Linked DNA regions of Homo sapiens: region 2 is linked to region 1. Evidence: chromatin loops called from intact Hi-C (ENCODE). Cell type or tissue: OCI-LY7. All regions are shown on one strand. Each heading gives the region's core, and the rest is flanking DNA. Links, peaks and the distances in the headings are about the cores only. Region 1 holds the start of POLG2 (DNA polymerase gamma 2, accessory subunit). Region 2 has its middle 42 kb from the start of TEX2.

The links. Hi-C counts contacts between places; a loop is a spot of excess contacts. Peaks named below come from ENCODE experiments on the same cell type or tissue, not always from the same donor. Only the 100,000 strongest peaks of a DNase experiment are listed, where the experiment ranks them.
Region 2: it touches region 1 in a loop (9-fold over the local background); 32 of 110 quality-filtered maps call a loop at or near these places.

What each region holds. Positions count from the first base shown.
Region 1 is chr17:64,494,277-64,502,982 of GRCh38, reverse strand. POLG2 (DNA polymerase gamma 2, accessory subunit) reads left to right here and starts at 5,929. Exons shown (of 8, transcript NM_007215.4): 1 at 5,929-6,576. The coding sequence starts at 6,015. DDX5 (DEAD-box helicase 5) reads left to right here. Exons shown (of 13, transcript NM_004396.5): 8 at 1-57; 9 at 434-544; 10 at 760-821; 11 at 914-973; 12 at 2,210-2,434; 13 at 2,657-4,729. The coding sequence ends at 3,060. MIR3064 (microRNA 3064) reads left to right here and starts at 2,144; the gene lies at 2,144-2,209. It overlaps MIR5047 (microRNA 5047), which reads left to right and starts at 1,670; the gene lies at 1,670-1,769. It also overlaps a transcript of MILR1 not described here. RefSeq lists enhancers at 5,652-5,791, 6,172-6,241, 5,893-6,752. In OCI-LY7, for the core only: CTCF peaks have their summits at 5,310 and 5,515; DNase peaks (open chromatin) are centred at 2,942, 5,492 and 5,882; H3K4me3 peaks cover 4,867 bases; H3K27ac peaks cover 5,844 bases.
Region 2 is chr17:64,297,140-64,314,160 of GRCh38, reverse strand. It overlaps the pseudogene RPL31P57. Among named protein-coding and RNA genes, the nearest start is that of TEX2, 42 kb to the right of the region's middle. In OCI-LY7, for the core only: a CTCF peak has its summit at 7,093 (motif pointing left); a DNase peak (open chromatin) is centred at 7,080.

The sequences.
Region 1 (8,706 bases), core at 707-8,706:
AAACCACAACATTCTTCAGATTGTGGATGTGTGTCATGACGTAGAAAAGGATGAAAAGTAAGTTTTATTAACTCTGTTATATTTGCTTCCTAACAACTTTGCTGTAAAATTGAGGGATCATTGTTTGGTGAGTTGTTTTAGGTTATTTCAGTTGGTGTGATTTCATTTAGTTAGCCTACTAATCCTGAAAATTTCTTGAATCCTTCAAATAATGGCTGTCACCATTTATAGCTTTCCTATAGAAGGAATTCATGTGTCCCCTGGTTGACTTAAGGACCAAGGGTCGAACTGCTCGATAAGTGGATTAGCAGGCGTTTCCTCTTTGACTTCCAGCCATGTAAATTGAACTTAATGTTTTGCTGACCATAAATGTGTGGCCCTAGCAATGGTCTTTTAAAACTCAGGATTTTTCCTTTCTCTCTCCTATTATTAGACTTATTCGTCTAATGGAAGAGATCATGAGTGAGAAGGAGAATAAAACCATTGTTTTTGTGGAAACCAAAAGAAGATGTGATGAGCTTACCAGAAAAATGAGGAGAGATGGGTATGTGTGAGCTCCTCCATTGAAGCAGATTGATTAAAACAGCTTAGGAAAGGGCAAACTTGGATCACGAGCAGTGGATTTTTTTCATATCTGATAGTGAATTTAACTTTTTCATTTCTGGCGAAATTAAAGAGATCTGTGACCAAAAGTGGTCAAGCACTGGAGTCTGAGGTTTTCAATGTGAGTTTAATAACACAACTTGTCTTTTAACTTAGGTGGCCTGCCATGGGTATCCATGGTGACAAGAGTCAACAAGAGCGTGACTGGGTTCTAAATGGTAAATATTTCAAATGAAGTATTTTTCCCCCTTACTTAACCTAGCTAGAATTCTGCTCAGATAATTGATCATGTATATGCCTTCCTTTGTAGAATTCAAACATGGAAAAGCTCCTATTCTGATTGCTACAGATGTGGCCTCCAGAGGGCTAGGTTAGTACAAACTCGCATTCATGGCTTGGTTTCCCAGAAGATCTCCATTTAACTTTTTTAAAGAAAGTTTATTGCTTTCTTTAACCTGCATTTTTTCTAAGTTTTTTTTCACATAAAGGTGCTGTCTTTGTGGCAAGGCCTAGGCATGACAATCGGAGGACTCGAGGGGGATGGAGGACTAGTGATCGGCTGGCTGCTTCCAGTCGATTAGAGAGGTGAAAAAGCTGAACGTGTGCCAGTAATCTTCAAAAGGCAGAACATATCACCTCTGCCCCGTAAACTGTTCTCTCCGAGGGAAAAAATGGAAGTTATCCTCACAGTTCACTGCCGTGGTATTTCTTCTGTCCCATGCTTTGCATGACTGCCATGGTACAGCCTTGTTTCAAACTGTTCACTGTGATCTGTGGGTCTTTGAGTTTCAGTGAGTTTGCTGAAATGTCGAAGAAGTAGTTCCAAACTTCAATGTTCAATGAAATTTTTGTTCAAGTTTGAAATGGAGAGAGCAGCTTTAAAAGGTACTAAGCCTTTTACAAATTGGTGAGTACTGGCACATGAGATCTAGAGCAGGAGCAACTTCTCACACATAGTAAGTGGGAAAAGAAAGTGCTTTGAAAGTTCCTCCCTCACCTACACAGTAGTCGTCATGTCGAGACCTGCCAGAGAGAGACACATTCTCAAGTGAATCCTGGCTTCTTGGAAGCGCTTGCCTAGACGAGACACAGTGCATAAAAACAACTTTTGGGGGACAGGTATGTTTTCTTGCAGCTGCGGTTGTAAGGTCTTGGCAAGACAAGCAGTGTGGCCAGAATTTTGAACTTCTGATGAATGTGTAATGCAAAGGACCTTGTACATTTTTTTGTTTCAAGGTCCTCAAAATGAGCACATGAAGAGGTTGCTGTGAAACTTTAAGTGGCCCTACTGCGCAGAAGCATTCAGATGTCACTTGATGATCTGTAAGGGAACTTGCTGATTTGGGAATGTGCTTAGGGAACACACATTCCTTTTGACAGGGTCTGTCACTGGGTGGGTGATGAATTATACAGATGACATGTGCTTTTTTTTCTTTTTTCAACCTCAATGGTATTCCTACAGGAAATGGATAACCATTTTAACTGTATTTTTTGCAGCCCGTACCTTCTTGGGAATACAATTGTCTAACTTTTTATTTTTGGTCTGGCTGTTGTGGTGTGCAAAACTCCGTACATTGCTATTTTGCCACACTGCAACACCTTACAGATGTGGAAGATGTGAAATTTGTCATCAATTATGACTACCCTAACTCCTCAGAGGATTATATTCATCGAATTGGAAGAACTGCTCGCAGTACCAAAACAGGCACAGCATACACTTTCTTTACACCTAATAACATAAAGCAAGTGAGCGACCTTATCTCTGTGCTTCGTGAAGCTAATCAAGCAATTAATCCCAAGTTGCTTCAGTTGGTCGAAGACAGAGGTTCAGGTAAGGATGACTGATAGGAAATGTTGGTAGTTACGAGTCACATCGTTGTCTACAAATCCATTTAAATGGTATTGGAGGGTGAGTAAAACCTTGAATGTGAAAACTTAAGCTGAAAAATTGTAAAAACATTTCACGCCTACCATGAATAGATCTGTTTCTTTCTGTCCACAATGATTTGTGTCATAGACATAATTGATCAATTTGCAATTGTTTTCTTGACAGGTCGTTCCAGGGGTAGAGGAGGCATGAAGGATGACCGTCGGGACAGATACTCTGCGGGCAAAAGGGGTGGATTTAATACCTTTAGAGACAGGGAAAATTATGACAGAGGTTACTCTAGCCTGCTTAAAAGAGATTTTGGGGCAAAAACTCAGAATGGTGTTTACAGTGCTGCAAATTACACCAATGGGAGCTTTGGAAGTAATTTTGTGTCTGCTGGTATACAGACCAGTTTTAGGACTGGTAATCCAACAGGGACTTACCAGAATGGTTATGATAGCACTCAGCAATACGGAAGTAATGTTCCAAATATGCACAATGGTATGAACCAACAGGCATATGCATATCCTGCTACTGCAGCTGCACCTATGATTGGTTATCCAATGCCAACAGGATATTCCCAATAAGACTTTAGAAGTATATGTAAATGTCTGTTTTTCATAATTGCTCTTTATATTGTGTGTTATCTGACAAGATAGTTATTTAAGAAACATGGGAATTGCAGAAATGACTGCAGTGCAGCAGTAATTATGGTGCACTTTTTCGCTATTTAAGTTGGATATTTCTCTACATTCCTGAAACAATTTTTAGGTTTTTTTTGTACTAGAAAATGCAGGCAGTGTTTTCACAAAAGTAAATGTACAGTGATTTGAAATACAATAAATGAAGGCAATGCATGGCCTTCCAATAAAAAATATTTGAAGACTGAATTAAGTGGAAATTGTACTTTATTTTATATAATGTCATGTAAAACTTTGCTTAAGATGGTCTGGTTTTTTTTTTGTTTTTGTTTGGTTTTTTTTTTCCATGAAAACAAATGACTGTTCCTTTTTATTTAATTTGGGAGGCAGGGGGAATCAGAAGGCCCTTCTTTATAATGAGCTATTCATATTGCAGGAGTCAGAATGAATTGATACAGGTGAATTTTTAGTTACAGGCTAAATTGCATAAAAGCTTTGTCAGCTTCCAGCATCAGGGGAGTCATTTAATAGCCTTTTTCCTTATTTGCTAGTATGGTTAAATGAGAAAATAGTAAAATAGATACAAAGTCATCTATATAGTGTGAGAACGTGGGTGACTTTTTCAAAGTTTATAATTTAAAAAGCTCCAAATAACTGGCTTTTTCAAGAGACTTATACTCATGCTCTTGGCTATACTGTGAATTACTGAAATGTTGAACAAACCTGTGAAAGACATACATTAGCCCTTTAAGATGGCCAGGAGCTAAGCTTGAGTCTCCTTTACTGAATTTCGTTCTTAGTGCAGGTTACTTGTAGATTCTAGTCTTCACAGGCTCCCTGGGGCTCTTAACTAGTCACACTGGGAGTCATGAATGTCTTTCCAATAATTCAGGGAATTCTAGAGATCCTCAAACTGTAAGGTCTATTCATACTCAACACAAGGAAAAAACCTCATTAAAATTAATGACTAATCAGGAGGCAACGTAACCAAAAGCACAGTGAATGAAAGTTTTCATGGTAGGTTCAACATGGGTTTATTGCTAGAAAGATCCAGGGGATAGCTTTAGGTTTAACTTCGGCTCACCAACGTAACTTTCTAATCATTTATTTCAGTAATAGCTAGAAGTGGGTCTGAATGTTTTCCCAGAGTCTGATACGTGTTTTTTTTTGCCAGAAGAGAGGTCTTCAGGAGACTTCATTTAAATTCTGATTATTAAACTGAGGCTTTAATTGATGTTAATGCCTTATGTCAAATGTAAAGTTAGAATTTGCTAGGGCTGGGATAGGGAGTGATATTTCTAGGACTTAGACATTGAAAACTAATTCAGCCTGTAGTAACCTGGATGGTTTTCAATGGCATGGTTAGTCAAATTCATGGTTTTAAACTTAGAAGCAGCTTTCGGGGGAGAGGGTAGGTTGGAGCATTTATTACATATTTTACTGTTTAATGTCTTAACCGTGGGCCTTTTAATTTGTAAACACTGAAATGATTGTTGGGCTGTGGAAAACATTTACCTATTTACCTTGGAAGTTTTAAAAGACAGTCCACTTTTTAGCATGTGTGTTGTGTCCAGCCTGTGGTCGTCTTAACTAATAAATGTGATTTTTCTCCCCATTCTCTCTTTTTATTTATTTGCGTATAGGCCTTTTACCTGGTGTGAGTTCCTGAATGTGGAAAACACCTGGCAGTAGTACCCAGCTTTGCAGTTAATTACTATCTAGCTGGCCTTTTTTTAAACCCTTGTATACACTTGTAAAGAAGAACTATTTCCTGAACCTGGTACAGCACTTTACTAATGATAAAACTTTACTCCTGAATTACATTAACTCAATTGCTAAGCTGTTACCCCTCTTAATCAGGTAGTAGTTTGGTAGTCTCACAGTGAAATGTAGATTGTTCCTTTTTCCCTGAACCTCTTTAAAGGTTTTCGTAACTGAGGCTGGTATAAGAAATCATGGACTTTGGAATCAAACTTCCTCAGTCTGGGTATACCACTTTTCCACTTTCTGGGTAGGTCTTAAGGTCTCGACCTATTTAAATAGAAACTGCAAAATCAGAAACCTGCAATTTAATCATGAGTCTCTTAATAATAACAGTCACAAGTCTCATTGTTTTGATGAACCCATAGAAGGGGCCCCTGGAAGAAATTGCACGTACGTGGTTTTCTCTGACACCAGGAGGGTTTAAGACATGTCAGGGCCCCTTGGTTTATTTCTAGTGCATTCCCAGGTGAGGCAGATGCTGCTGGCTGGGGACTGCCCTTTGGAAGCCACTGCAATATTTAAAGTGACCATACCACTACCCTAGTCACGAAGCCTATCGCCCCCCTCCCCGGAAGCTTAAGCGTCAAGACAACGGCTCTGGGGTTAGGCCTAGGCCACCTGGCGGCAGCATTTGCCTAGTTAAGAAGGCCTGGGCTTACAAATCACCGTAAAGGACTAAAACTGTTTAAAGGGAAACCAAATGCCAAATTTAGTCCAAGTGCTTGATTGAGGTGTATATAGAAGGTGATTTGGATAATACTGAAGTATTTTAATTTTCTGGACTGCAAAACAGTGGCAGAAGGAAGTGACTCAAGTGGCTACACCACGGTTATAAATAGGTGGGAATAACCTTTACTGGTGCTTACGAGGAAAGAAAAAAGTCAATCTGAAGGGAGGGGCGCGACGCGAACGGCAAGCTAGCAGAGAACCATCCGAGCCGGCGTCCGCCATGGTGGGCGGGGGACGGCTGCGGCCGGAACGCAGACATGCGCTTCCGGGGTGGGGCCTGCCGCCCGCAAGCACGCTCACCTCCGTTGCGCCTGCGCCGTGGCCTCTCCGGATTCTGTTAACGGTAGTGGTGGCTTGTTGGGATCCGTTGAGTGATGGGAGAGTGTGCTCTTTAACTTCGGAGAGAGATGCGCTCTCGTGTAGCCGTCAGGGCCTGCCATAAGGTCTGCAGGTGCCTGTTGTCTGGGTTTGGGGGTCGAGTAGATGCGGGGCAGCCGGAGCTGTTGACGGAAAGGAGTAGCCCCAAAGGAGGGCATGTGAAGTCGCACGCGGAGCTCGAGGGGAACGGCGAGCACCCAGAAGCCCCCGGGTCTGGAGAGGGAAGCGAGGCGCTGTTAGAGATCTGTCAGAGAAGGCATTTCCTAAGTGGAAGCAAGCAGCAGCTTAGCCGGGATTCTCTTCTGAGTGGGTGCCACCCCGGCTTCGGACCCTTGGGCGTAGAGTTGCGGAAGAACCTGGCCGCAGAATGGTGGACCTCGGTGGTGGTGTTCAGGGAGCAGGTATTCCCGGTGGACGCCCTCCACCACAAACCAGGCCCTTTGCTACCCGGGGACAGTGCCTTCAGGTTAGTTTCTGCAGAAACTCTACGCGAAATCTTGCAAGACAAAGAGCTGAGTAAGGAACAGCTAGTAGCATTTCTTGAGAACGTATTAAAAACTTCTGGGAAACTACGGGAGAACCTTCTTCACGGTATGCTTCACGATTTCATGCTTCAAAACAGGTGTCGGGTGGAAAGGCGAGGCAGTCTTGCTGGATCTTGGGGATTGCAACTGGCCCTGTATTCCCATGCAAGGAAGTTAGTTAGTTCTCATCTTTTTGAAGTAGTCGGATATATTAACAGTGCTCTACCCTGGAGAAAACTGGTCCATGGAATCATTGCTGTTCCTTAAACAATCTGTCCGAAGGACCTGGGAACGCTCTCAATTTCACGGGGCAACTTCTGAACACAGTGCTGTCATTTAGTGCAATGTAGTCTAAGTGCATAAGGAACTACACAGACATTTTGAACTTTTCTTAGATTTATTCTAAGTAAAAATGTTGAAATTATAATTCTGAAACTATTTCATGTATATCATAGGATAAATCAAGGCCAGGCGCAGTGGCTCACGCCTGTAATCCCAGCATTTTGCAAGGCAGAGGCGGGTGGATCACCTGAGGTCAGGAGTTCGAGACTAGCCTGGCCAACATGGTGAAACCCCGTCTCTACTAAAAAGACAAAAATTAGCCGGCCGTGACGGCGAGCGCCTGTAATCCCAGCTACTTGGGAGGCTGAGGCAGGAGAATCGCTTGAACCCAGGAGGCAGAGGTTGCAGTGAGCCGAGATCACGCCACTGCACTCCAGCTTGGGTGACAAGAGCAAAACTCCGTCTTAAAAAAAAAAAATTCAAATAGTTGGGTTAGTTGTTATTAGGAACCAAGATATTCATTGTAAAAGAAGAGATAATATGTAAAAGAAGGTACGTATAAACTAATGTTAAATATGGATTGGTAAATTAAATATGAATTGGTAAATTAAAATTGAATATGGGTCTCACTCTGTCACCCAGACTCGAGTGCAGTGGTGTGATCATGGCTCACTGCAGCCTCGACCTCGGGCTCAAGTGAACCTCCCACCTCAGCCTCCCAAGTAGCTGGACTACAGGCACATGCCACCACACCCAGCTAATTTTTGTGTTTTTTGTAGAGATGAGGTTTTGCCATGTTGTCCAGGCTGGTCTTGAACTCCTGAGCTTAAGCAATCCGCCCATCTTGGCCCCCCAAAGTGCTGGGATTACAGGTGTGAGCCACAGTGCCCAGCCTCATGATTTTTAAAAATATATTTCCTAACTTTCTTCGTTTAAAGTTCCTAGAAGCAATGACCCTCAGTAGCAATGAGCACACCTAGTGCCCAGATCCTGGTTCCTTTTTTTTTTTTTTTTGAGACAGAGTCTCGCTCTGCCGCCCAGGCTGGAGTGCAGTGGCACAATCTCGGCTCACTGCAAGCTCCATCTCCCAGGTTCACGCCATTCTCCTGCCTCAGCCTCCCGAGTAGCTGGGACTAGACTACAGGCACTTGCCACCACGCCTGGCTAATTTTTTGTATTTTTAGTAGAGACGGGGTTTCACCTTGTTAGCCAGGATGGTCTCTATCTCCTGACCTTGTGATCCGCCCGCCTCGGCCTCCCAAAGTGCTGGGATTACAGGCGTGAGCCACTGCGCCCGGCCTCCAGATCTTGGTTTCTAAGATGAACCAGTACTGGGAGAAATGGCTGATTCCGGGTCTGGGGTTAGGGAAAGTACAAGGTGAGTTTGAAACACTTTATGGTGCTAAAAAGCAAAGAATTGCTTGAAGACTAATGGGTCATATAAAAAGGTCACAGATGCTGGCTTGAGGAGGGTTGTCACTGGCCACATCTAGGACAAATTGAACATTAAGATACATATTAATGGTAATGGATCATAACACATTGACTAAAATCTAAGAGTCAATAGTATTAATCAAAAACAAATAATTGACCCTAGAGGTCGGGGGCGGGGGGAAGAGGTAGAGAAAGCTTATGTTTTTACAGAAGCTATGGAATAAATGTAGAAGGAAAGATACATTAGAAAATTCACCATTTCATGATATTGCAAACCCCGATATCATTGATTCAAGCAACAGTCATCAATGGATTCTAAAATACTGGGTGAAATACTGTTGGGGAGCAGGATATTATTGGGGAGTGGATATTTACTACCTTAACCAAGTAATCAAATTTGGTGTCTTCAGTAGTGGAATAATTTGATAACATGTTCCTCATGTTATGATGCAATAAGATACACACATCTACTATGTAGTAT
Region 2 (17,021 bases), core at 3,453-11,452, 190 kb after region 1:
GAGGTTGTAGAGCAGGAATGGGCAGAGGTGGAGCAGCAGATAATAAAGTGTCCCCAAAACTAGAAAGAGAAAGCTGCAGGGATCCACTCTCTGCCTCCAGGTGATGGAGAGTCTGTCAGGGAAATGGCTGATGCCTGGGGCACCCAGGAAGGCTAGACTACAGGCCCTGGGTACCCAGATAGGCTGGACCCCAGGCCCTGGGTCTTACAGCCTTGGCAGAGATCCCATGCACCTCATGTGGCCGGGAGCCAGTGGACCACCTGCCTTCTGTGGACCTTGGAAGCCTGGACTTCAAGGAGCTTGAACAGTGACCATAACCAGAGTCCCTTCCCCTTCCTCTGTTTTCTAGGAACCACAGGAGCCTTCCAGATTCTTGTGCCACCCTAGAGGGAAGGAGGGATTTTCCAATTGAGGCAAACATTAACTTTCCCAATAGTCTGGCAGAATGGGAGCTCAGAGGCAGATTCTCTTTCATTTAATGACAGTGACATAATGTGATGTTTGTCGCAAAACCAAGTTTGGAGTTGATAAGTCATGCCCTCTATATAAAACTTTTAATCATATTCTTTGAGGCTGGCAAGCAGGAATGGATAGCATAGCTGGTGAGTGAGCCTAACCAGCCACTCAGTAGCCTCATCTTATTGAGTATATTTGCAAGAATTTTTTTTTTTTTTTTGACAGAGTCTCGCTCTGTCGCCCAGGCTGGAGTGCAGCAGTGCAATCTCAGCTCACTGCAACCTCTGCCTCTCAGGTTCAAGCGATTCTCCTGCCTCAGGCTCCCGAATAGCTGGGATTACAGGCATGCACCACCATACCCAGCTAATTTTTGTATTTTTAGTAGAGACAGGGTTTCACCATGTTGGCCAGGCTGGTCTCAAACTCCTGACCTTGTGATCCGCCTGCTTCGGCCTCTCAGAGTGCTGGGATTACGGACATGAGCCACCACGCCCGGCCTGTTTGCAAGAAATTCTTAAGTGCCTATTAAGGGTCTAGATCCTGTGCTATGTACAGGGGATACATCAGAGAACCAGACAGACATGGTCCCTGGAGCTTGCAAGGCTTTGCTCAGAGAAGTCAGGTTTTCCGGTCATGCCTGTCAAGGGGAAAGTTGCTAGATTGTGAGATGTTTGTAGGAGGCTTCCCTTTCTAGTGTTACAGGTCTACTCAGGAAGCGGATCCAACATCTAGAAGACCCTGTAGTCATTGCAAAAGATCCTCAAGGGCATGAGGGCGTATTCTTTACCAATTTACAGTGCTAAAAGGACACTTTTGTCCTTTTGCGAGGGTCTTTGCAATAGTTTTTGTTTGTTTGTTTGTTTGTTTTTTAAGATGGAGTCTCACTCTGTCACCCAGGCTGGAGTGCAGTGGCACAATCTTGGCTCACTGCAACCTCCACCCCCCGGGTTCAAGTGATTCTCCTGCCTCAGCCTCCTGAGTAGCTGGGATTATAGGCGCCCACCACCACACCCAGCTAATTTTTGTATTTTTAGTAGAGATGGGGTTTTACCATGTTAGCCAGGCTGGTCTTGAACTCCTGACCTCGTGATCCACCCGCCTCGGCCTCCCAAAGTGCTGGGATTATAGGCGTGAACCACCGCACCTGGCCTCACATCACCATCTTAAGGTTATGTGACTGTGAGGACCTTAGTCCCCGAGTATACACAGGTAGACATGTGCATAAACACACATGTCCATGCAGTCAGACACATGCACACACGCATGTGCACAGTGCACTGGAGAACAAGGATGCCCCCATCCTGCCCTCACAGCGATCTTGTGCCAAGACTAACACAGGTGCTTCTCTCTGTTTTGTGGAGATGTTGGCATATGGGCTGTGATAGCTGAATCAAAAAGTGAAAATTAAGACAGCATGACTCCACATAGTTGAACACGCCGCCTTTGCTTATCAGAGTTTATTCAACAAACAGCAAGCGTCTGGTTTATGCTAAGCTCTGCAATTCCATGGCTGTGTGGAAGATGCCAGGCAAGCAGATACCCCAAAGAACTGATACAGACTAAAAGTTCTTCTGCAAAGCCTACCATAAGCCTACCCAGGCCTCAAAGATGGCAGCCCTTCCCACAGTGCTTTGCACACAGCAGGATCATGGCAGCCCCAGTCCAGTCTCTTTTTTCAAGATGGAACCAACTGATCCATGTGGTTGAAACAGACTAATCCAGGCCATTCAGGCAAAAGCCTGGGATTTGACTGGGGCAGAACCCAGCCTGGGATTACAGGTATGCACCACCATGCCCAGCTAATTTTTGTATTTTTAGTAGAGACAGGATTTCACCATGTTGGCCAGGCTGGTCTCGAACTCCTGACCTCAAGTGATCCGCCTGCTTCAGCCTCCCAAAGTGCTGAGATCACAGACATGAGCCACTGCACCTGGCCTGTTTGCAAGAAATTCTTAAGTGCCTATGAAGGGTCTAGATCCTAGGCTAAATACAGGGGATACATCACAGAACCAGACAGACATGGTCCCTGGGGCGTGCGAGGCTTTGCCCAGAGAAATCAGGTTTTCTAGTCATGCCTGTCAAGGGGGAAGTTTCTCAGTTGGTAGCTGAGGCCACTTGATATGTTGCAGAGTCAAGCCCCTGGGCCCTCTCACAGCCAAGGGTTGTCAAAGTGGCAGAACCAATGCCAGGTGGAGAAAAATATTTCATGTGTGTGCCACATATGTGACAGACAGAGGCAGAACTTGGCAAGGTGAGGTGGGGTGGAGGGGTTGGTGGGGAGTGACAGTTGAAGATGACCACGGTGACCTCTACTTGTAACAAGTGTACCAGACAGAAAAACATGCCCTAGAAAATCTTTAAATTGAAATAATAATAATAATAAAAGACAAGGGGTCTAAAAGAAAAATTGTATTGACATTTATTAAAATATATTAGTTAATATTCATAGGATGTTCTGAGGCTCTGTAAAAGAACTAGGTTTTTGAAAAGGCTTCAGCAGAAGTCAGTAATTGTCCCTGCTCTGCAGTGGAGGACAACTTCCTAGTGGCCAGAAAAGGTGAATTTGCTGGATGTGCAGTCAGAGTTTAATGATAAACTCTGGCAAAGACTTTATGCAACTTGGCCGGGCACGGTGGCTCACGCCTGTAATCCCAGCACTTTGGGAGGCTGAGGCGGGCAGATCACTTGAGGTCAGGAGTTTGAGACCAGCTTGGCCAACATGGCAAAACCCCATCTCTACTAAAAATACAAAAATTAGCCGGGCGTGGTGGTGCATGCCTGAAATCCCAGCTACTCAGGAGGCTGAGGGGGGAGAATCGCTTGAACCCGGGAGGCGGAGGTTGCAGTGAGCCGAGAGACGCCACTGCACTCCAGCCTGGGTGACAGAGCGAGACTCTATCTCAGAAACACAAAAAAGACTTTATGTAACTTGAAGAAACAGAGCTGGCTTCCCCTCTGGTCTCTGTGCTCTTCCCCTCTGCCTTAGAGATAGCTGGGCCTGGGGAGTTCCAGGCAGAGAGTCAGCAAAGGAAAGAGGAGAAGGTTTATAGTAGAAACTCAATAAACATTTGTTGATGTATTCAACAAATCCAAACCATGAGTTGCCTGTGGTTTAATGTTTGTCAAAGATTTGAGACGTTGGTGGATAATTACAGAAGATATTCCTAGACATGTTTATTCTAGATTCTTTAGTTTTCATCTTCATTTTCAGTTGGATCATCACAATATAATTCACCTGAACCATAAGAACTATAATGTGTTTTTCTGTTTGTTTGTTTGTTTGTTTTGAGACAGGGTCTCGTTCTGTCACCCAGGCTAGAGTTCAGTGGTGTGATCTTGGCTCATTGCAACGTCCACCTCCTGGGTTCAAGCGATTCTCATGCCTCAGCCTCCCAGGTAGCTGGGATCACAGACTCATGCCACCAGGCCTGGCTAATTTTTGTAATTTTAGCAGAGACAGGGTTTCACCATGTTGGCCAGGCTGGTCTCGAATTCCTGGCCTCAAGTGATCCACCTGCCTTGGCCTCCCAAAGTGCTGAGATTACAGGCATGAGCCACCATGCCCAGCCTATAATGTGATTTAATATTATACCCTTAGTCTTTGCAGATAAAACAACAATGTTCTTCAACCATGACTTTGGGTTTTTTTGGTAAACATTGTCCAATGTGAGGCCAAAGGGATATTACACAGGGTTCTCCAGGACCAGGTTCCTCCTGGATGTGAGTCCCTGCGGAGCACTCAGTCTTCCTTAGCTCAGACAAGGAACGTTATGGAGTCCCACGTGCTTCCCGTTTAACCTCAGCTGCCAGAGGACTCAGAGCCAAATTCTGCCCCCATTAGAGTAATTAACTATGATCTAGTGCCTGTTAGGCTGACTCCCTCTTCCTTTAGATGATATCTCTTCCATTTGGACTCCTAACTGTTCCATTCTATATTACCTCTCATCTTGTCCACTGCTTCAGATCCTTTGGGGAAAATACCTAACACAAATTAAAAAATAAAATAAAATTAGAGCTTAGAAAATTAACTGATAGAAACCAGTCCGGCTTTTAGATTGTATTCATTTAGAAGAATAAGAAGAATATTCCCACAGTCTATGTGACCCTGGGCAAATCTTCGTCTTGCCCAGAGACCTAGGGCTCCTTTCTTCATCAATGAAATGAGGGGATTGGACTCTGTTATCTTGAAGGTCCTTTTAAGCTTCATTCATTCAGCAAATATTTCATATGCACCTACTATGTGCAGACACTGTTCTAAGTGCTCAGAAAATATCAGTGAAGACAATAGACAGACAAAGATCCCTTCCCTCATGGAAGTTAGATTCTAGCAGGGGGAGACAGAAATGAACAATAAACGCAGGAGGTAGATTATATGATATGTGAGAAGGTGGAGAAGGCTGGAGGAAACAAAGAATCAAGCAAGTTAAGGGAGGGTGTGAGGGGGTGGGGGAGGCAGCAGTGTTTAATAAGGATGTCTGGGTGAGCCTCATCAAGAAAGTGAATTTTCACTTTGACAGGCCAAGGTGGGTGGATCACTTCAGCTCAGGAGTTTGAAACCAGCCTGGGCAACATGGCAAAACCCCGTCTCCACAAAAAATACAAAAATTAGCTGGGCATGGTGATGCATGCCTGTAGTCCCAGCTACTATGGAGACTTGGGAGGATCAATTGAGCCCAGGAGGTTGAGGCTATAGTGAGCCATGATCACGCCATTGTATGCCAGCCTGGGTGACAGAGCAAGACCCTGTTTCAAAAACAAAACACAAACAAAAAAGAAAGGTTTGAGCTAAGAACTTGCAGGAGACAAGGAAATTAGTCAAGCAGAAGGATATCTGGGGGAATGGCATGCGAGGCAGAAGGGAAAGCTAGGGTCGAGGCCCTCTGGGAAAGAAGCAAGGCCAAGGGGCTGGAGTAGAGGGAGGAAGAGGGGAAGTAGTGGAAGATGAGACTAGCTTTACTACTGATTATGATGTAAGAATAGTGGCCAATTTCCTTTCCAACTTGGGCCCGGCAGAATGGCTCCTGCAAAGAAGGGTGATGAGAAGAAGAAGGGTCATTCCGCCATCAACGAGATGGTGACCCGAGAATACCCCATCAACATTCATAAGTGCATTCATGGAGTGGGCTTCAAGAAGCGTTCCCCTCAGGCACTCAAAGAGCTCCGGAAACTTGCCCTGAAGGAGATGGGAACTCCAGATGCACACTTTGATACCAGGCTCAACAAAGCTGTCTGGGCCAAAGGAATAAGCAACGTCTCATACTGTATCCATGTTCGGTTGTCCAGAAAATGTAATGAAGATAAAGATTTACCAAACAAGCTCTATACTTCGGTTGCCTACGTACCTGTTACCACTTTAAAAAAATCTACAGTCGGTGTGAATGTGAACTAACTGCTAATCATCAAATATACCAAATAAAGTTATAAAATTGTTTTTTGTTTGTTTGTTTGTTTGTTTTTTGGGGGGGTGGGATAGAATCTTGCTCTGTCACCCAGGCTGGACCACAGTGGCGTGATTTTGGCTCACTGCAACCCCCACCTCCCGGGTTCAAGCAATTCTCCTACCTCAGCCTCCCTTGTAGCTGGGACTGCAGGCATGCACCACCATGCCCAGCTAATTTTGGTATCTTTAGTACAGATGGGGTTTCAGCACGTTGGCCAGGCTGGCCTCAAACTCCTGACCTCAAGTGATCTGTCCGCCTTGACCTCCTAAAGCGCTGGGATTAGAGGCATGAGCCACTGTGGGGGCCAAAATTGTTTAAATATATATATATATATATATATATATATATATATATATATATATATATATATATATAATAGTGGCCAGGCATGATGGCTCATGCCTGTAATCCCAGCACTTTGGGAGGTCAAGGCGCTTTGGGAGGGCAAGATGGGAGGATCCCTTGAGCCCAGGAGTTCGAGACCAGCCTGGGGAACATACAGAGATCCTGTCTCCAAAAAAATGTTTTAAATTAGCCAGGTGGAGTGGTGCATGCTTGTGATCCCAGCTACTCAGGAGGCTGAAGCAGGGGGATCACCTGAGCCTCAGGGGTCAAGGCTGCAGTGAGCCGTGATGGCTCCACTGCACTCCAGCCTGGGCAACAGAGTGAGATTTTGTCTCAAGAACAGAAGCCACTAATTGTAAATAGATTATAGTTCTTCATAGGCTTGTTCTAAACCCCTGCTACTCAAAGCGTGCTCTTCAAATCAGCAGCATCACAATCACTTGGCCATTGTTAGAAATGCAGAACCTTGGCCAGGACAACGGCTCATGCCTGTAATACCAGCACTTTGGGAGGCTGAGGTGGGAGGATCGCTTGAGCGCAGGAGTTTGAGGCTGCAGTCAGCCGTGATCACGCCACAGCACTCCAGCCTGGCTGGCAGAGTGAGACCCTGTCTCAAAAAAAAAAAAAAAGAAAGAATCTTGGGACCCATTACAGGTCTACGAAACTATAATCCTAATTAGCAAGATCCCCAGATTATGGAAAAGACACCACGTGCCTTTATAAATATATGGGCACTGCCAACATCATATGCTTTACCAAATAACAGCCTTAGTTGATTGAGACAAAACGAGTTTTCTTGCCTTAAGTTGCCCTTTCACAAGGGTTTTTGAGGACCAGGACCTACCAAGTGCGCCACCTGGTGGCAGCACAGATAAAATTTACACTCTAGGACCAAGATCACGTGTAGAATTCAAATAGCATAAAGTAATTATAGTTTTAACACAATTGGCTTGGACTTTTCAAAAATATCCATGTCAGAAAAGATCAAAATGGTCTGAAAAACTGCTCTAGATTAAAAGAGACCAAAGGGTCTGAACCGCTAAATGCAATCTGTTCAAAAAGCTATTCAAGGGCAGGCACGGTGGCTCATGTCTGTAATCCCAGCACTTTGGGAGGCCAAGGTGGGTGGATCACCTGAGGTCAGGAGTTTGAGACCAGTCTGACCAACATGGTGAAACCCTGTCTCTATTAAAAATACAAAAATTAGCCAGGCATGGTGACAGGCGCCTGTAATCCCAGCTACTCGGGAGACTAAGGCAGGAGAATTGCTTGAACCCAGGAGGCAGAGATTGCAGTGAGCCAAGATCGTGCCACTGCACTCTAGCCTGGGCAACAGAGCGAGACTCCATCTCAAAAAAAAAAAAAAAAAAAAAGCTAGTCAAGTACATAATTGGGCCAATTGGGAAAATTGAATATGGAATATATATCACAATATAGTATTAATGTTAAATTTCTTTCTTTCTTTTTTTTTGAAACAGTGTCTTGCTCTGTCATCCAGGCTGGAGTGCAGTGGCATGATGGTGGCTCACCGCAGCCTCAACCTCCTGGGCTCAAGCAATCTTTCCACCTCAGCCTCCGAGTAGCTGGGACCACAGGTGTGCGTCACCATGTCTGGCTAATTTTTTGTAAGTTTTGTACAGACAAAATTTCGCCATATTGCCCAGGCTGGTCTCAAACTCCTGGGTTCAAGTGATCCACCTGCCTCAGCCTCCCATAGTGCTGGGATTACAGGCATGAGCCACTGTGCTTAGCCTAATGTTAAATTTCTCAAGCATGGTAATATACTGTAATTATATAGAATGTCCTCATTCTTAGGGGATACATGGTGAAGTAATATTAGAAATATGATGCCTGCAACTAACTTTCAAAATATTTAGCAAACATTGAAATAATTTTTTTTTTTGAGAGGAAGTCTCACTCTGTTGCCCAGGCTGGAGTGCAGTGGTGTGTTCTCGGCTCACTGCAACGTCCGCCTCCTGGGTTCAAGCAATTCTCCTGCCTCAGCCTCCCGAGTAGCTGGGATTACAGGCGCGCACCACCATGCCTGGCTAAATTTGTATTTTTAGTAGAGACGGGGTTTCACCGTGTTGGTCAGGCTGGTCTTGAACTCCTGACCTCAAGTGATCCACCTGCCTCGGCCTCCCAAAGTGCTGGGATTATAGGCGTGAGCCATCGTGGCTGGCCAGAATAATTTTTTTGAGACAGGATCTCACTCTGTTGCCCAGGCTGGAGCACAGTGGTGAGATCTTGGCTCACTGCAATTTCAACCTCCCTGGCTCAAGTGATACTCCCACCTCAGCCTCCTGAGTAGCGGGTCCACAGGCACATACCACCATGCCTGGCTACTTTTTGTATTTTTTATAGAGACAGGGTTTCGCCCAGGCTGCCCAGGCTGGTCTCGAACTCCTGGCCTCAAGTGATCTGCCTACCTTGGGCTCCCAAAGTGTTGGAATTATAGCCATGAGCCACCACACCCAGCCAAAAATTAAAATAATTTTTAAAAAATGTTTGCGTGTGTGTGTGTATGTGTGTGTGTACAAACACAGAGGAGGAGAGATAAAGCAAATGGGCAAAATGCTAGCAACAAATGAATCTAGGTGAAGGATATACAAGTGTTCATTGTACTATTTCTTGTAACTTTTCTGAAAGCTTGAAATTTTCAAAATTAAAAAAAGGAGGCGGGCACAGTGGCTCACACCTGTGATCCCAACACTTTGGGAGGCTGAGGCAGGCGGATTACCTAAGGTCAGGAGTTGGAGACCAGCCTGGCCAACATGGTGAAACCCCATCTCTACTAAAAATACAAAAATTAGCAGAGTATGGTGGTGGGCACCTGTAATCCCAGCTACTCAAGAGGCTGAGGCATGAGAATCGCTTGAACCCAGGAGGCGGAGGTTGCAGTGAGCCGAGATCACACCACTGCACTCCAGCCTGGGCGACAGAGCAAGACTCAGTCTCAAAAAAAAAGAAGGGAGTATCACTTTTGGATACACTTTAAGTTGCAAGGAACTACTTAAGAAGGAGCCCTAGGATGTGTGGATCAGGCAGAAACAGCTGAAGTAAACTTGAATCCCAACTCAACGCTTATCTCTGTTTCTCTGGCTTATTGTTCTTGAGAGGTTAAAGATCAAACCTGTGAGTAGATAGAAAACTGAAGAGTTGATGTCCTACCTCTCTGGGCTGTGGAAGGAATGGAGGTGGGAAATCAGACACCTGTTTAAAAACAGAAAGGGCCGGGTGTGCTGGCATTTGCCTATAATCCCAGATGCTTGGGAGGCTGAGGCAGGACAATCACTGAGCCCAGGAGTTCAAGACCCTGTCTCAAATAAAAGGTAATTTTTTTTCTTTTTTTTTTTTTTTGAGAAGGAGTCTCGCACTGTCACACAGGCTGGAGTGCAGTGGCACGATTTCGGCTCACTGCAACCTCCGCCTCCTGGGTTCAAATGGTTCCCCTGCCTCAGCCTCCCGAGTAGCTAGGATTACAGGCTTGAGCCACCAAGCCTGGCTAATTTTTGTATTTTTAGTAGAGACGAGGTTTCACCATGTTGACCAGGCTGGTCTCGAACTCCCGACTTCAGGTGATTCACCCGCCTCAGCCTCCCAAAGTGCTGGGATTACAGGCGTGAGCCACCGTGCCCAGCAAAAGATTTTTTTTTTAAGAAAAAAAAAAAAAAGGTGGCTTACACCTGTAATCCCAGCACTTTGGGAGGCCGAGGTGGGTGGATTGCTTGAGCTCAGGAGTTTGAGACCAGCCTGGGCAACATGGCAAAATTTTGTCTCTACGAAAAATACAAAAATTAGCTGGGCATGGTGGTAGGTGCCTGTGGTCCCAGCTACTTGGGAGGCTGAGATGGGAGGATCACTTGAGCCTGGGAGATGGAGTTTGCAGTGAGCCAAGATCGTGTCACTGCACTCCAACCTGGGTAACAGAGTGAGACCCTGTCTCAAAAAAAAAAAAAACTGTCATCATGAAATGTCAAGATCTATCAGTGAATGGAGCTCATTGCAAGTTAGGACTTTCTCAGCCACTCAACATCCATTACTGAGCACACTATGGAAGGATGAAGGGTTGGTGGGTTGAAAGGGAAAGTCTGAGTAGAAGAGTTGAGGGCACTCAGCTGGAGGTAGACTGAGTCCCACAGAAGCATTTCCACTCTGCTTGCTGCTGCACAATTGTGTGTTGACCTCCTTACTCAGAGGGTGGGAGGGCGATGGTCTTTGTTAAGGAAGGGCAGGGAAAGCCCAGGCTCACAGCCCCCTTGGCCTCCTCACCAGGGCAGGCTTAGCCCCTCACAAAGTCTCCAGGGCCAGCAGCCTGGCCTGACGGGCCCATGTGTTCAAGCCCAGGAGAATTTCCCATTCTTTAAGTTGCTGGTGAGGGTGACTCCAGGGAAGGGACCCTGTCTGGCTGAAAGCTTCCCAGCAGAGCCTGAAGAATCTCTTCAGCTCCTTCCCATCTGGTCAGACCTCTCACCCAGACAGTTGCCATCTCTGGCTCTTCATAACTGGCAGTACCCAGTGAGAAAATAACAGAGCTTGGCCCGGCTTAGTGGCTCAGCACTTTGGGAGGCCGAGGCAGGTGGATCGCTTGAGGCCAGGAGTTCAAGACCAGCCTGGCCAACATGGTGAAACCCTGTCTCTACTAAAATTACAAAAATTAGTTGAGTATGGTGGTGCACGCCTGTAATTCCAGCAACTCAGAAGGCTGAGGCACAAGAATAGCTTGAACCCAGGAGGTGGAGATTGCAACAAGCTAAGATTGCACCACTGCACTCCAGCCTGGGTGACAGAGCAAGACTCTGTCTCAAAAAAAAAAGACAGAAAATAACAGAGCTTTAGGAATAAGATGAAGATGTAATCTCAGGCATTAGCATCACCCTGGAATCCTACAGGGGTAGATCCTGCCTTAGTGCAAATGGTTTAGGGGGCCCTTTGATCTTCTCTCTGCCATTCCTATTCCAGCCAATCAGCTTCTTTTATTTTCTCTCTGTTAACCATTAACTCAACATTGCTCTGCCTGACCCCCAGCTCCACCTATTACTTCTGAGCTGATAACCAAGTCAGAGAATAAAATATTATCTTATATTTATATCATGCTTTACAATTGACTGAGCTCTTTCTGATAATGTTCTCAATAAGCCTCATTCTATCATGTGAAGAAGGTATGATCCCATTTTAGAGCAGGGAAAATAAAGTTCAGAGAGGTCAAGCAACTTGCCCATGATCACACAGCTGGTTGACAGAGGTTTTACAACTAGCCCACTTCCCCTGCTATCCAACAACTTAGAGCAGAGGTTTACAAATGTTAGCTGCATATTAGAATCACCTGGAGATCTTTAAAAAGCTGATGCCTGGGTCCCATCCTCAAACATTCTCATTTAATTGGTCTGGGGTGAATTTGGACACTGGGAGGTTTTTAAAGCTGCCCAGGTGATTCTAATGTTTAGCCAGGGCCAAGAATCACTACTAAGCATGGCCTCTCTAAGACTGTCCAGACCTTTCATGGGAAACTCTTTAATACCAAAGCTCTTCAGGAATCAAAGGAATGTTGAATGGTGAGTTTCCGTGTGTGTGTGTGTGTGTGTGTGTGTGTGTGTGTGTGGTGTGTGGTGTGTGTGTGTGTTTCCTTTCTTTTTTTTTTTTTAGATGGAGTTTCACTATTGTTGCCCAGGCTGGAGTGCAACGGCATGGTCTCAGCTCACTGCAGTCTCCACCTCTCGGGTTCAAGCTGTTCTCCTGCCTCAGCCTCCTGAGTAGCTGGATTTACAGGCGCCCACCACCACGCCCGGCTAATTTTTTTTTTTTTTTTTTTTTTTTTTTTTGAGACGGAGTCTCGCTCTGTTGCCCAGGCTGGAGTGCAGTGGCGGGATCTCGGCTCACTGCAAGCTCCGCCTCCCGGGTTCACGCCATTCTCCTGCCTCAGCCTCCCAAGTAGCTGGGACTACAGGCGCCCGCCACTACGCCCGGCTAATTTTTTGTATTTTTAGTAGTGACGGGGGTTTCGCCATGTTGGCCAGGCTGGTCTCGAACTCTTGACCTCAGGTGATCCACCCGCCTCGGCCTCCCAAAGTCGTGGGATTACAGGCATGAGCCTCTGTGCCCAGCCTCAGTCTTTTTTCTATTTATTTATCCACCCTGGCTATGTGTGTTACATGAGGACAGGGGCTCTGTGTGGCATGCCTTTTTATCCACAGTATCTGGCATGTGGTAGGTCCTCAGTGAATATTGATTGAATAAATTATTTCCTTTTACATAAACAGGATTGTTTTGTACAGGGATATTTTTCCTCTGCCTGCTATTCTCATTTAACAGCAGATATTTATTTATTGTCTATACAGGTCTGTCTTATCGTTTTGGGTGTTTCGCCTCATTATTTTTAACTGCCTGGTATCCCACAGTATGGAAGGACCCTCATTTATTTAACCAGTTGCCTGTTAATAGGTTTTTGTTTGTTTGTTTGTTTTCTAACAGTAGGGAAAGTCCTTGCAAATAGCATTATGCACATGTCTAAGTATTCTCTAGGATCGATTTCCAGAACGGTAGCTGTGGGTCAGAAGATGAGCATATTGAACATTTGAATGAACATTGTCCTCCTTTGGACTTGGTCATGGCAGTCTTCCCTCCTGGAAACTTCTCTTTCCCAGCTACACTGTAGATCCTGGAGCACAGGGGAGGTAATAATGGCCTTTTCCATTCCTTTTTTTTTTTTTTTTTTTTAGACGGAGTCTTGCTCTGTCACCCAGGCTGGAGCGCAGTGGCACGATCTCAGCTCACTGCAAGCTCTGCCTCCCGGGTTCACGCCATTCTCCTGCCTCAGCCTCCCGAGTAGCTGGGACTACAGGCGCCCGCCACCACGCCCGGCTAATTTTTTGTATTTTTAGTCGAGACGGGATTTCACCATGTTAGCCAGGATGGTCTCGATCTCCTGACCTCGTGATCCGCCCGCTTCAGCCTCCCAAAGTGCTGGGATTACAGGCGTGAGCCACTGCGCCCGGCGGCCTTTTCCATTCTAAGGCAGGAATGAACTGTCCAGGCAAACTTCAAGAAACTCTGCCAGGGTGCCCTTGCTTGCCAGAGATGGATGGAGGAGGAAAGGGTGAAAACATGAAATATGACAGCTAAGAACATTGAGCTTCGGGCAACATTCTGTGCGGTGGGCGGCCAGTCCCCTGCCCACACTGTAGGTGTTAGTATCTCGGGTGAGATGCTGTCAGCTGAGAGGACCTGCCCGTTAGCTGAGTGTCTGGGGAGAACGAAACACACAGGCTTCATCCTTCACACATAGAGAGAGCAAAGCTTTTCTAGGAAAATGAAGTGATGGGTGTTTACAGCATTGGCAAAATTACCAACCATGCATTGCAATTCTCAGTCTCTGCAAAAAGAAAATAATGAGCCTGTGTGTTCCTAGGATGATTAAACAGTAATTAGTCTTCAAAAGCTTGCTAAATGCCTCTCTTTAAAAACCACCCAGCTAGGCAATTTTTCTTTCACATTTAATAGCAACTATTCCCGTATTCTTTCTTGTCAAAAGTGGCCATAATTGTGGGGGTTTGATGAGACAAGCACCCTCGGAGGCTCCGGTGGGAGAGGGAAGTGGCGCAGTCTTTCTGCAGAGTAATTGATGATTTGTCCCGGGAGCCTTGAAAACCTGCCTGCCCTTTGGCTCAGTAACTCCACTTCTAGGAATCTATTCTAAGGCAATAAATAGACCCAGAGACAAACAGTTACGTACAAAGATATTTATCACAACTTTGTTTGTAGTACAAAAATATTTGAATCACCAGACGCTTAATGATGGATGATGTTGTACTAAAAGTAAGTGCTAGGTACAGGGATGGATGAGTTTTAGAATCAGCTGGAATTTCATTAGACACACGTATGCACACATGTATACACACACACACACACACACACACACACACACACACACACACACACTGAGACAGCAGCTGGGTGGCCCAGGCACAGTGTGAGCATTTCTATTTTTAACAAGCTCACCCAGGTAATTCTTTTTTTCTTTTTCTTTTTTTTTTTTTTTTTGAGACAAGGTCTCATTCTGTCACCCAGGCTGGAGTGCAGGGGCATGATCTTAGCTGACTGCAACCTCTGCCTCCTGGGTTCAAGCGATTCTCATGCCTCAGCCTCCTGAGTAGCTGGGATTACAGGCATGCACCACCACACCCAGCTACTTTTTGTATTTTTTAGTACAGACTGGGTTTTGCCATGTTGCCCAGGCTGGTCTTGAACTCCTGGCTTCAAGTGATCCTCCTGGCTCGGCCTCCCAAAGTGCTGTGATTACAGGCATGTAACATGGCGCCTGGCCAGTTCTTATGTTAACACCAGGTGGAAAATCATTTGCCTGATCCCTCCAGAATTATGGATTTTTCTTCTTATTTTTTTAACATCCCACAATGGGCATGAATTACTTCTATTTTTTCTTTTTTAGAGACAGGGTCTCCCTCTGTCACCCAGGCTGGAGTGCAATGGCATAGCACTCCAGCCTGGGAGCTCATAGCTCACTGCAGCCTCAAACTCTTGGGCTCAAGTGATCCTCCTGTCTCAGCCTCCTGAGTAGCTGGGACTATAGACATGCACCACCACACCTGGCTAATTTAATTTTTTTTTAATGTAGAGACGAGGTCTCACTATGTTACCCAGGCTAATCTCAAATTCCTGGCCTCAAGCGATGGTCTGGCCTCAGACTCCCGAAGTGCTGGGATTATAGGCACAAGCCAATGCACCTGTCATGAATTATAGACAAATATATACATATATATATTAAGAAAATACTCTAAAATACAATAGGAAGTTGAGCTGGCAAATATCTGTTGCATATCAGGCCCCTGTGCTTGGTGTTGAAGATTCTGAAATAAAGAAGACAGTCTACCCTTTAAGAAGTTCACGGTCAGCCGGGCGTGGTGGCTCATGCCTGTAATCCCAGTACTTTGGGAGGCCGAGGTGGGCAGATCACCTGAGGTGAGGAGTTCGAGACCAGCCTGGCCAACATGGCGAAACCCCATCTCTATTAAAAATACAAGAAATTAGCTGGGCATGGTGGCGTGCGCCTGTAATCCCAGCTACTTGGGAGGCTGAGGCAGGGAGAATTGCTTGAACCCCGGTGTTGGAGGTTGCAGTGAGCTGAGAGCTGACATCGTGCCATTGCACTCCACCCTGGGCAACAGAGACTCTGTCTCAAAAAAAAAAAAAAAAAAAAAAAAAAAAAAAAGAAGTTCGTGGTCTGCAATAGAAGACGGCCACATAAAAATAAATATTATTCAAGCCGGGTGCGGTGGCTCACGCCTGTAATCCCAACACTTTGGGAGGCCAAGGCAGGTGGATCACGAGGTCAGGAGATTGAGACCATCCTAGCTAACACGGTGAAACCCTGTCTCTACTAAAAATAGAAAAAATTAGCTGGGCGTGGTGGCGGGCGCCTGTAGTCCCAGCTACTCAGGAGGCTGAGGCAGGAGAATGGCGTGAACCTGGGAGGCGGAGCTTGCAGTGAGCCGAGATGGTGCCACTGCACTCCAGCCTGGGCGACAGAGCAAGACTCTATCTCAAAAACAAAAAAAAAAAAACAAAAAAAACAAATAAATAAATAAATAAATATTATTCAATATACACAGAGAGACAAGCTGTACTAAAAGTAAGTGCTAGGTACATGGATGGTGCAATCATGGGGTAGGTGATTAGCTCTGGTTAGAAGGCTTGGGAAAATGCAGGCCGGGCACGGTGGCTCACATCTGTAATACCAGCACTTTGGGAGGCCAAGGCAGGAGGATCACTTGAGGCCAGGAGTTCAAGACCAGCCTGGCCAACATGGTGAAACCCCATCACTACTATAATTACAAAAAAAACAAAATTAGCCAGGTGTGGTGGAGTGAGCCTGTAGTCCCAGCTACTTGGGAGGCTGAAGAATGAGAATCACTTCAATCTGGGAGGCGGAGGTTGCAGTAAGCCGAGATTACGCCACTGCACTCAAGCCTGGGTGACAGAGCGAGATTCCATCTCAAAAAAAAAGGCTTGGGAAAATGCTTCTGAGCAGGGGACATTCCAGCTAGTACATTCCTGAAAGCACATAGAGGAGGGAGGGCGGAAACAGAATGCCAGGCAGAGGAAGACCCTCATGGAGGCATGAACACCCTCTCTGGCTGGAGGAATTGTGAGCAGTGAGCTATGGCCAGAACAGAAGTTTGACCCAGGGCACAAGAGGAGGTGAAACCAGAGAAGCTGCACAGGGGCCTGTGAACCAACTGGGCCAAGGGCCTGCAACTTGAGCCAGAAGCCCAGCGGTTCCTAGACTGTGTGCCGAGGAACACCAGTCCTTCAGACTGACAGATGCTCTGTGCAAAAGGCTTCCATGGCAAAGTGCCCTTGGAAAACTCTGGGTTAAAGGGTTTTGTTCTTTAATTGCAGACGCATCAAAGCCTTTACTATACTAATATGCCAGGAATTCTCCAAGAGGGGGCAACACAGGGAGCTAGTCCCAAATGGATTTAACCACAGGCCTCCCATGCCCACCACCACACACTTTGTTGTTTAAGGAAAATTTATGGCCAGGTACAGTGGCTAATGCCTGTAATCCCAGCACTTTGAGAGACTCAGGCAGGAGGATCACTTTAGCCCGAGAGTTTGAGACCAGCCTGGGCAACAAGCAAAATTCCATCTCTACAAAAAATAAAAATAAATTAGTCGGGTGTGGTGGTGCACTCCTGTAGTCACAGTGACTCGGGAGGCTGAGGTGGGAGGATTGTTTGAGTCCAGGAGGTTGAGGCTGCA